2 separate regions of the Homo sapiens genome follow, and region 2 is linked to region 1. Evidence: read pairs that join two places in POLR2A ChIA-PET (ENCODE). Cell type or tissue: Panc1. All regions are shown on one strand. Each heading gives the region's core, and the rest is flanking DNA. Links, peaks and the distances in the headings are about the cores only. Region 1 overlaps ELOVL5 (ELOVL fatty acid elongase 5). Region 2 has its middle 4.1 kb from the start of GCM1.

What was found. Peaks named below come from ENCODE experiments on the same cell type or tissue, not always from the same donor. Only the 100,000 strongest peaks of a DNase experiment are listed, where the experiment ranks them.
Region 2: POLR2A ChIA-PET joins it to region 1 with 5 read pairs; 4 of 35 experiments call an interaction of 5 or more read pairs at or near these places.

What each region holds. Positions count from the first base shown.
Region 1 is chr6:53,339,716-53,345,101 of GRCh38, reverse strand. All of the region lies in intron 1 of ELOVL5 (ELOVL fatty acid elongase 5), which reads left to right. Among named protein-coding and RNA genes, the nearest start is that of ELOVL5, 6.5 kb to the left of the region's middle. In Panc1, for the core only: no CTCF peak of the experiment used is centred there; no DNase peak of the experiment used is centred there; H3K27ac peaks cover 1,312 bases.
Region 2 is chr6:53,150,253-53,155,638 of GRCh38, reverse strand. It overlaps the pseudogene RNU6-464P. Among named protein-coding and RNA genes, the nearest start is that of GCM1, 4.1 kb to the right of the region's middle. In Panc1, for the core only: a CTCF peak has its summit at 3,782 (motif pointing left); no DNase peak of the experiment used is centred there.

The DNA.
Region 1 (5,386 bases), core at 200-5,199:
TAACTGGAACAGTGGACATTTGATAAGCTGGGGGCCCATCCCAGAACCAGGGAAGTGAAGTTAAATCTCCTCAGCTAGCTGCTTCACCTTTAAGAAGGGCCTGCAGAACACAGGAAGTCAGCTACAGCGTCTGTTTTAAGGACCGAATGGATGATTGGATTAAACTAAATTGACTTGAATTAAAATTAGAATTTAGCCTTACATTTTGTAAAGGACTCTTAGTTGATAGGCAGGAATAGGAGGACATGCGTTCTAGGCAAGAGGGAGTTTGGAGAGTAAGCGAGTGTGGAATCATTGGGCAAAAAGCAAATAGCACAATTGGCAGAAGCTGGTTTAGAAGGCAGGAGTGGAAGAAAAGGTGAGAAAGGCAAGTTATTGATGTAATAATAATGGCTAACTCTTACTGAGCTATTGTATGTCAGACCTTGCACTGAGCCCCTCACAAGGACTTATTTCTATTATTAATGGATGCTACAGCATTCCCATTTTACAGGTGGAAAAAGGCCCAGAGTTTAGACACTTGATTTGGGGTCACAAAGCATTCCAGCTCAGATCACCTTGACACCCTGGCCTGCTCCGTCTCCTAAGGTGTTTGGTAGAATACCACCAATAAGCTTTTGAATAAGAATGAGGACATTATGAGTGCTGTGCTCCAGAAAGACAGTCTTGTTAGAGTGTAGGGTGGATTGTTGTGGGTTTGTTAGAGATGGCCAGGGCAGTGAAAAGGCCTGACCTGAAGCCACAGCCATGAGCACAGACTTGAGAGAGGTAATTGTGAGAGACTGTGTCCAGGATAAGACTTGAAGACCAGTTGGATTTGAGGGCCAGCAAGAGGAGGGATACTCTTCCAAAGAGAAGAGGGAGCTTTGTGATCAGATGGAAATAGCCCCACAGCCTAGATAGATATCCAGACTAGCTGTTTCTTCCAATTCCTCCTCTTCACGGCCAACCTTTGTCTTAGCTATTTTTTTGGTTGCCTTTCTGCAAGAACATGTTTCTACCACATTTCATCTATTGTCAGCTTTTCACATTTCACATCTGGGTAGAGATGGAGCTTATAATCAGTGGCATCTTAAAATCACTGCAGGTAACTTTCCACATTTTAATATTACAGAATTGGGATGCCTCCTACACTTTTCCCTGGTGAGAAAAGGAAAGCCCCAATGTTACCAAAGGTGGTGCAGCCAGATGCTGGCAGAGCCAGGCTTCTGGGCTTCTTCCACCAGCTGGGTTACCTCTGCTCCCATGATAGTTATTAAAACACATGTAGCTTCACGTTACAGGTTTATAGTAAAGTACATACATGTTTGTGTGTTTATTAAAACTGAAGTAATTTGAGAAGATTGGAAGGCATGATTGTTTAAGTAGGGTGCCTCATTCTTGTATAGAATCTGGCTGCCTTGGTTTCTTGTCCTAACTTGAAGAAAATCAACTCTGAGCATTGGTCTCTTTTCCTTTAAAATGAAAGATTAAATTTTATTTTCATTTTTGCCTAGAGCAAATTTTATTTTTTATTTTTGTTTTGTTTCTGTTTGGCCAGGGATAGAGAATGAAAGTGAGATCATTTAGATCTTAGAAAGGTAGATGTTGGCTGGGCACGGTGGCTCACACCTGTAATCCCAGCACTTTGGGAAGCCATGGTGGGCAGATCATTTGAGCTCAGGAGTTTGCAACCAGCCTGGGCAATATGGCAAGACCCCATCTGTACAAAAAATACAAAAATTAGCTGGATGTGGTGGTACATGCCTGTAGTCCCAGCTCCTTGGGAGGCTGAGGTGGGAGGATGACTTCAGTCCAGGAGGCGGAGGTTACAGTGAGCCGTGATTACACCACTGCACTCCGGCCTGGGTGACAGAGCCAGACTCTGTCCCAAAATAAATAAAGAAAGAAGGAAAGGAGGGAGGGAGGGAGGGAAAATGTCAGAACAGTTGATGGAGATTGCAGCAGCAGCAGCAAGCTGCTGGTTTTCTCTTTATGAGATTAAAACATCACTGCTGGAGATGTTCTGGCCTATCCTGACCTGATTTTCAGTTTCTGCAATAGGAACCCTCACCACCAACCCCAGTTTCAACCCGTAAATGTTATTACCAGCCTTTTTGGTTCCCACTGGCGTGTTTGCTCCATGGTAACATTTTTAGTGGACTTGTAGGCATTCACTTTTAGAATTGTGTAGTCTCTGGATTTAAAATATTCATACTTGGTGACCTTTTAGAAAGACTAAATTCCCACTCTTGCTCCTCCATCCTCTTCTGCCAGTTCTGTGTGAAGTACAGTTGTAATTGCATTCAGGCATGAGTATGTCTTAGTATTCCTTATTATTAGATTGGACTTTTTTACCTTTTATTTGATGTCTGCTGGCTGACTGGGATTTAGGGAAAAATTTCTGATTTATTTTAAGATTTTTAGTGCTGATACTGGCATGCTTTCTCTAATTGGGAGAATAACAATTTTATTGAAATATACCTGTGATTTTAAACTGTAATCTTTATGGTTATATTAGGTAGGCACCCTCTTGCGAGCACAGGTTCCATCTCTGTTAAGTTCCACATTTACCCCATCCTTTTCCTCATGTCAACAATTTCATCCTGTCAGAATTAATCTCTTATAAGCCCATGCTGAACAGACCTAATTGAAGCCATGCTGGCGAATTGGCCACTCAGGTCTGTGTTTTATGAGTTTCTGAACCCCAGAGTAGTACTTGTTCCTCTTTGGTCTTGGCACAGCAAATGCTACAACAAAGTGAGTGTTATGAATTTCTCCTTCCCTGAAGAATAGTTCTCATGATACCAAATTCAGTAATTATTCATTTGCTTCCAGGGGAGTTTGAAATGTGATGTATCTCCCTAGGGGTAGTATTCAGGGTACTTCTGCTTCAGTCTTTGGCAGAAGAAATAATACTTCAATATTTACAGAAGTCGTTGACGCCTCCATCAGCTGTATTTGTTAGAAGCATCTGTGTGAAAATTTGAGTTTGCTTCTGTCCGAACTTCTGCATATTAATCTCTGTGATGGATCTGAGGTGCATTTAAAAGAATACCTCCTGTACTTCTTTTAAGTAAGGACAGCTGTGGGAAGCAGATTGGGTTGGCAGCCTGCACCTATGCGGGGTTCCACCTCTGCCACTTAACAGCTGCGTGGGCTTCAGCAGGTAAGTCACTCTACCTCCTTGAGACCCTAGAATCTATGTAGAACTTGGAAGGTGATAATCCTGTGCCTACTTTGGAGGGTATTAAAACTATCAGTATTGTACATGAAAGTTAGGTGGGGCACTGACTTAATTTAATTAGCATAGTAAAAACGTCTCTCTGTTATATAGGATGTTTATTGAAGCATTGTTTCTAATAGCAAAAGATTGGAAGAGTTAGTAGACTAAATGTCCTTGAAAAGAATAAATCATGCTACAGCTGGGCAACGGAATATTCTGCAAATTTTAAAGAGAACAAAGCTGTTCTATGGGTACTGAATATAGCTGCTTGGTACCACATAATAGGCACTTTTCTGAAGTGTTCAACATGTATTAATTCATTGTGGCTTCACAAAAGCCCACGAGGTAGGGACCCCAATTTTACAGATGAGGAAACTAAGATAAAGGTTAAGTCACTTGTCCAAATATCCACAGCTAGTAGGTGGCAGAGGCAGGATTCAAACCCAGGCAGATTGGCTTAAAGACTCTAATCTTGGCCACCCTGCTGTGCTGTACACCTGTCAGACCTAAGTAGTGATCTTTGTATTTGCAGCTTTAGATACATGAGAGGAAACAAGGTTGAGTTTCTTATTCATCGTTACATTCTGGGAGGCTGACGGTATAATCAACATATAGCTTCTGTTGACAGTAACTAAATAAAGGTTTAGATAAAGAAAGCTAATAGGGAATAACATTTATGATCAATACTTGAAAGGGTGACCGTTTGTTTCTTCCATTACTCCTTATTTTAGATATTTTGAACTTAAACCTCTTTTTTGGGGAAAATCAGAAGCGTACACACTGAATAGCTTACAATTGTTAGTGTAAGAAATCAGTGTTCAAAAGCCCAGTTGAGTCAGTGTTCACTAGCCTGACTGGTCTAGTGTGGCTGGATTAGTATGACTGGCCAAGGGCATCCAGCATTGGTTTCCTTACCCGGTCCTAGCCCCATCTGGTTTGATTTACAAGGTATATACGCTCAGAGAAATGCAGACGGGAGGGAAAGACACTCACATTCTTTAGGGAGCCTCTATCTCCAGATTGCCTGATCTCCCTTGGGTGAAAATGTAAGTCAGGTGTACAAGTCGTACAAGTCATGTATAGCTTGACAATGGGAATACTTTTTGAGAAATGTACTCTTAGGCAATTTTGTTGTTGTGTGTTCATCATAGAGTGTACTTAGACAAACCTAGATGGTTACCACATACATAGGGCATATGATATACCACATTGCTCCTAGGCTACAAACCTGTACAGCAAGTTACTGTACTGAATACTGTAGCTAGCTGTAACACAGTGGCAAGTATCTGTATATCTAAATGAAGAAAAGATATAGTAAAAATATAAAAGATAAAAAATGATACAACTATGTAGGGCACTTGCCATGAATGGAGCTTGCAGGACTGGAAGTTGCTCTGGGTAAGTCAGTGAGTGGGGAGTGAATGTGAAGGCCTAGGACTTTACTGTACACTCTAGACTTTATAAACACTGTATACTTAGGCTACATTAGGTTTATAAAAAATATTTTTTGATTAGGTGTGGTGGCTCATGTCTGTAATCTCAGCACTTTGTGAGGTTGAGGTGGGACCAGGCATTTAAGACCAGCCTGGGCAATATCACAAGACTCCATCTCTACTTATTTATAATAAAAGTTTTTTTAAAAATATGTATTATTTTAATATATATTTTTCTTCCTTAATACATAAACTGTAGCTTATTGTAACATTTCTATTTTATAAATTTTTTAAACTTTTTTACTCTTTTGTAATAATACTTAGCTTAAAACACAGGCTGTATGGCTGCAAAAAAAATATTTTATTTCTTCGTATCCTTATTCTTCAAGCTTTTTTTCTCCTTTTAAAGTTTTTTAAACTTTTTTGTTAAAAACTAAAACAAACATACACATTAGCCTAGGTCTGTACAGGGGCAGGATCATCAATGTCACCGTCTTCCATCTCCACATCTTGTCCCACTGAAAGGTCTGTAGGAGCAGTAACACACATGAGCTGTCATTTCCTATGACAACAATGCCTTCTTCTGGAATACCTCCTGAAGGACCTATCTGAAGCTGTTTCATAGTTAACTTTTTAAAATATGTAATTAGAAGGTGTACACTCAATTAATGATAAAAAAGTATAGTATACCAAATACATAAACCAATGACATAGTTCTTTATCATCAGCATCAAGCATTATGTACTGT
Region 2 (5,386 bases), core at 264-5,263, 190 kb after region 1:
TTAGTAGAGATGGGGTTTCTCCATGTTGGTCAGGCTGGTCTCGAACTGCCAACCTCAGGTGATCCACCCACCTTGGCCTCCCAAAGTGCTGGGATTATAGGCGTGAGCCACTGCGCCCAGCTCAACCCATTATATTTTAGCATAAATAATATTTGTATGAAAAATAGCCAGGGTGGGGTAGCTTACTGCCTCATGGAAATGGTAGGATCACATTCCAGCTTTGTTTGGTCATGGTTTTTAAGTTTTAAAAAGTTGTTGTTGATTTCCCAGTTTGTAAAATTATTTAAGAAATGGAATCAATTCTGCTTTTAGCTGCATTTTTATTAACTTATAGGACACCCCATTTTTTGCCTTTTAGCACAAAACAAAAGGACAGCCAAGTATTTACAGGAAATTGGAAATAATCTACCACTGTGAATTTGGGAGCTTGTTTTTTATGTTTTCCTTTTTTGGGGTTGACTCTTGGGTTCATGGTTCATGATTCTGATGTTGCATATACATATGTTAGTCATAGTTTCTATTGGTAAAACAGTTTTCAAGTCTTATAATTACGTATTTTAAAGTTTCACAATATTTTCCAAAGAGGACCATGACATCCAGGAACATTCCCACAATCATCTAGGGATTTTAACAGTCATCCAGGCTTGTCTTGTCTGCCCAGAGATTTAGAAAGAGAACACTTCTTGTTTCTCAGAACAGATACAGCTCAGCATCCAATTTAAGATGATGCAGTTTGGTCTTGAGCACTGAAGTAAATACAGAACTTGTAGAAACTCCGCATGAGAGCCATGAATGGCTTCCAAATTGAGAAACCCTAAAGGAAAAATTCAAAGTTCAGTTTTACACAACACAGAAAAGTGATTTGATTACCTGCTTTAGCAACTGCGCGTGCTGGGTAGGTGTAAACTGAGGCCTACAATGACTATTCCCTGTGTCCTGCACATTGATTCCAGTGAGACACGACAGAAAATTTTCCAATTTTAAGCAGTGTCAGAGAAGTCACTTTTGATGCCCACTTCCTTTCATTGAAGTATCAATGAAAAGGAGAGTGTTTTACTTTGAAATCTGCGTGAGATGTAGGCTTACCTAGATTAGGAGGGTGGGAAGTGTGTTAGTAGATCTCTCATAGGGGTAAGTTGGAGATACCCAATTCCAAGGAATGAAAGCATAAAAGATATTTGTTGGGTCACATAACTGGAACAGAGAGGATTGGAGCTGGCCTCGGGCTTGGCTATGTTCAGTGCTCCCTCCTTCCTTCCTTTTTCCATCGCTCATCTCTTGTCTCCATTCTCTCAGATTCTGCCATGTGCAGCAGAGATGACCATCAGCAAGACTGAGGTCAGGCTTACAATTTGGCATCTGAGATGAAAGAGCAATTCCTCCACCTCTAATTTGGAAAATTCCAGGGAAAGACTGAGTAGGTCAGGCTCTATGTCAGAAGGGACAGAACGTTCTAATGGACAGCCTTGGGGGAAAGGCAATTTCCTAAAAAATGGTGAGGTAAGGAGGCAGGGGAATGTTGACACCAGAAGGGATCAGAATGTTAGATAGACATACTCTCCCACGAAGGAAATGACTTTTAACATCATTCTTCTCCAGTTCATATTTTTCCTTTGACCTATGTCAATTTGCTGATGCCAAAAGTTTGGTTACACCACCTTGTAAACATCAAGCTACTTTACCTCTCTGTGCCTCGGTTTCCTTATACTAATTTCATACTTATATAGCTTAATAATACCAGTACTCCCTTTAGCACATACGCTAAAATTGGAATGATATGGAGAAGGTTAGCATGGCTTCTGTACAAGGATGGCATGCAAGTCAGTGAAGCATTCCATATATTTCTTAATATATTCAGTAGCAGAGTACGATGACTATAGTTAATAACAATGTATTGTATGTTGCAAAATAGCTAGAAGAGAGGACTTGAAATACTCCCAACATGTGAAACAGTAAATACTCAAGGTGAGGGACACCCCAAATTCTCTGACTTGATCATTACACATTCTATGCATGTAGCCAAAATATCATATGTACCCAGCAAATATGTACAACAACTAAAAATTTATATTAATTTCATGAAGTGGTTGTGAGAACTAAATGTTTGGAAAAATGCCGGATACATAATAAATGATAAATAAAAGTCCACAATAGAATGGCTGGGCACAGTGGCTCACGCTTGTAATCCCAGCACTTTGGGAGGCTGAGGTGGGTGGATCACCTGAGGTCAGGAGTTCGAGACCAGCCTGGACAACATGACGAATCCCCATCTCTACTAAATATACAAAAATTAGCTGGGCGTGGTGGCATGCGCCTGTAGCCCCAGCTACTCAGGAGGCTGAGGCACAAGAATCGCTTGAACCCGGGAGACGGAGGTTGCAGTGAGCCGAGATTGCGCCACTGCACTCCAGCCTGAGTGACAGAGCAAGACTCTGTCTTGAAAAAAAAAAAAAAAGTCCACAGTAGAAGAACTGGGCAAATGGCTGAAACTAGATAGGGTAGATACCAGAAGGATAGAACTGTAAGTGTAGAAGTTCATCCATTAGGTAGAACAAGGTATCTTTTAGGCTGTGAATTGGAAACCGCAGGCAATAGTCTAGGCAAACTTGTCAGCCCTGAGAGTCTGGCATGGTCACCCCAAACCAAAGGCAGCACAATACTGCTCCCTCCCTGGTTCCCGAACATGTAGAAATATGAAGGTGTGGGTTATGGTTGATATTGTGACTGGGATGTTGCTGGCATCTTGCGTCTGGGAATTCTGTGCATGGGACAGTCTGACCCAAATAATTATCCTGCTTAAAATGCCTAAAGCACCACTATTGATGAAAAAAAAACCAGAATGATCTCAATAGGCAGGCCTCAGAGTGTCAGGGAATGCAAAAGTAGAGATACTGAGAAATCCAATCATTAGTGGTTGAGGTCAGTTACCAAGTAATAGGGCCTCTAGCCACCTGGCTTAAGGCAGGATTCCTGTCTCTAGGGGAGGAGGCACAGGGTGGAAAGAGTGATGTAGAACTCAGATTTTATAGGAGTGGAGACAAAGACTCCAGATGCTGAACACATAGGGCTCTTCATGCAGTACCGTGGTCAACAGGCATGTCTCTGAGTTCTACCCCAGCTCTGCTACTTACATTTCTGTGTAAAGCTATTTGTCTGAGCCTTGATCTCCTTCTCCACAAAGGAGGCATAATAAAAATAGTATCTATCTGATAGGGATGCTGTATGGATCAAGAGTGATAATACAGACAGGTGATTAAGCATGGCGCCTGATTCATTGTAAATGTGCAGTCAAGGGAAGCTACTATGATTATTGTTATTAATAACAATGACAGAGATCCAATTAGGAGAATTTGGCCAGGTAAGGTGGCTCACGCCTATAATCTCAGCACTTTGGGAGGCTGAGGCAGTGGATCACTGGATCCCAGGAGTTCGAGCCCAGCCTGGCAACACAGTGAGACCCTGTCTCTACAAAAAGTTTTTAAAATTAGCTGAGTGTGGTAGCATGTGCCTGTGGTCCCAGCTACTTGGGAGGCTGAGGTGGGAGGATAGGTTGAGCCTGGGAAGAGGAGGCTACAGTGAGCTGAGATTGTGCCACTGCACTCCAGTCTGGGGGACAGAGCAAGACCCTGTGTCAAAAAACAAAACAAAACAAAAACAATTAGGAGAATTTGGGTAATAAGTTGGGACCTTGGCCTCAAGAAAGCAAAAATACCCTTACTAGTCTGGACATCATGTCACACCTCTATCAGAGTGTGAAGGCAGAGCTTCTCAGCGCCCTCCTGTGTCCGAGTAGGGTTGGTGCTTGGGACAAGGATGGCTGTGATGTTGCTGCTGGAAACTCAGCAAGTCTTTCTATGAGGAGAGGGAAAGTAGAAGATCCCAACTTGGCCGTGAAAGAACTAGCAGCCTCACTGGGGAGCCAGAACCAACACTCATCAACAATGAAAAGCAATAGCCTGATGTGGTGGCGGGCACCTGGAGTCCCAGCTGCTTGGGAGGCTCAGTGGGGAGAATGACTTGAACCTAGGAGTTTGAGTCTACCCTGGACCACACAGGGAAACCGTATCTCCAAAAAAAGCAAAACAAAACCAATCAACCAAACAAACAAAACAAAACAACTAAAGGCAATATCACGTAAAATAGGATTGCAAATAAAAATAATATCTTTTGTTCTATATGGGAACAAAAAGATATGGGAAAACAAAAGTTTGAAAGGACATGCCTGACATGTTAACAGTGGAAACCTATGGGAGATGAGAATATGACTTTTTTATAAATCATGAATTTATTTTGTAATTTAAAAACACTGTTAGATCCAAGTGATACAAGACAGCATATAATTCACAGTTAAGAGTTCAACATGGCCAGGCACCGTGGCTCATACCTGTAGTTCCGGCAATTTGGGAGGCCAAGGCAGGCGATTTCTTGAGCCCAGGAATTCAAGACCAGCCTAGACAACATGGTGAAGTCCCATCTTTACAAAAAATACAAAAATTAGCGGGACGTGGTGGTGAGCACCTGTAGCCCCAGCTACTTGGGATGCTGAGGCGGGAGGATCACTTGAGCCCAGGAAAGCGAGACCATAGTGAGCCATAATCACACCACTGTGCTCCAGCCTGGGTGACAGAGTAAGACCTTGTCTCAAAAAAGAAACAAAAGAGCATCACAGAAATGAGGAATCATGTGTTCTTGAATAGTGTGGGAAGCTCTCATAAGGAGGTGGCATTTTGGGGATCCTGAAGGGTAGACAGGGTTCAGATATATGGATGTGAAAAATACACTAGAGAATAGACCTAAGTAAGTGAATAAGCACAACAGGTGTGCCAGTGATTGACTTATTGCCTGTCGACACTAAATCCACTCTTTACTCCGCTTGTGATTCTGGACCTAGACCCTGTAGACATCCTCTTTCACCAGCTGGCATAATTTTAGGCTTTGTCCTGATACAATGTATCTGATGGATGGAGAAATGTCCTCCTGACCAACAAAGGGATTACAGAGAGGAGACCAAGACTGGCCAGATAAAGTACAATAAGATCAAGCAGGGTTGGTCAGGCGTGGTGGCTAACGCCTGTAATCCCAGCACTTTGGGAGGCCGAGGCGGGTGGATCACCTGAGTTCGGGAATTCAAGACTAGCCTGACCAACATGGAGAAACCCCATCTCTACTAAAAATACAAAATTAGCCGAGCGTGGTGGTGTGCGCCTGTAATCCCAGCTACTCAGGAGGCTGAGGCAGGAGAATCGCCTGAACTCGGGAGGCAGAGGTTGTGGTGAGCCGAGATAGTGCAATTACACTCCAGCCTGGGCAACAAGAGCAAAACTCCGTTTCAAAAAAAAAAAAAGATGAAGCAGGGTCTTAAACTTCAGGCAGGAAAGGAATTTGT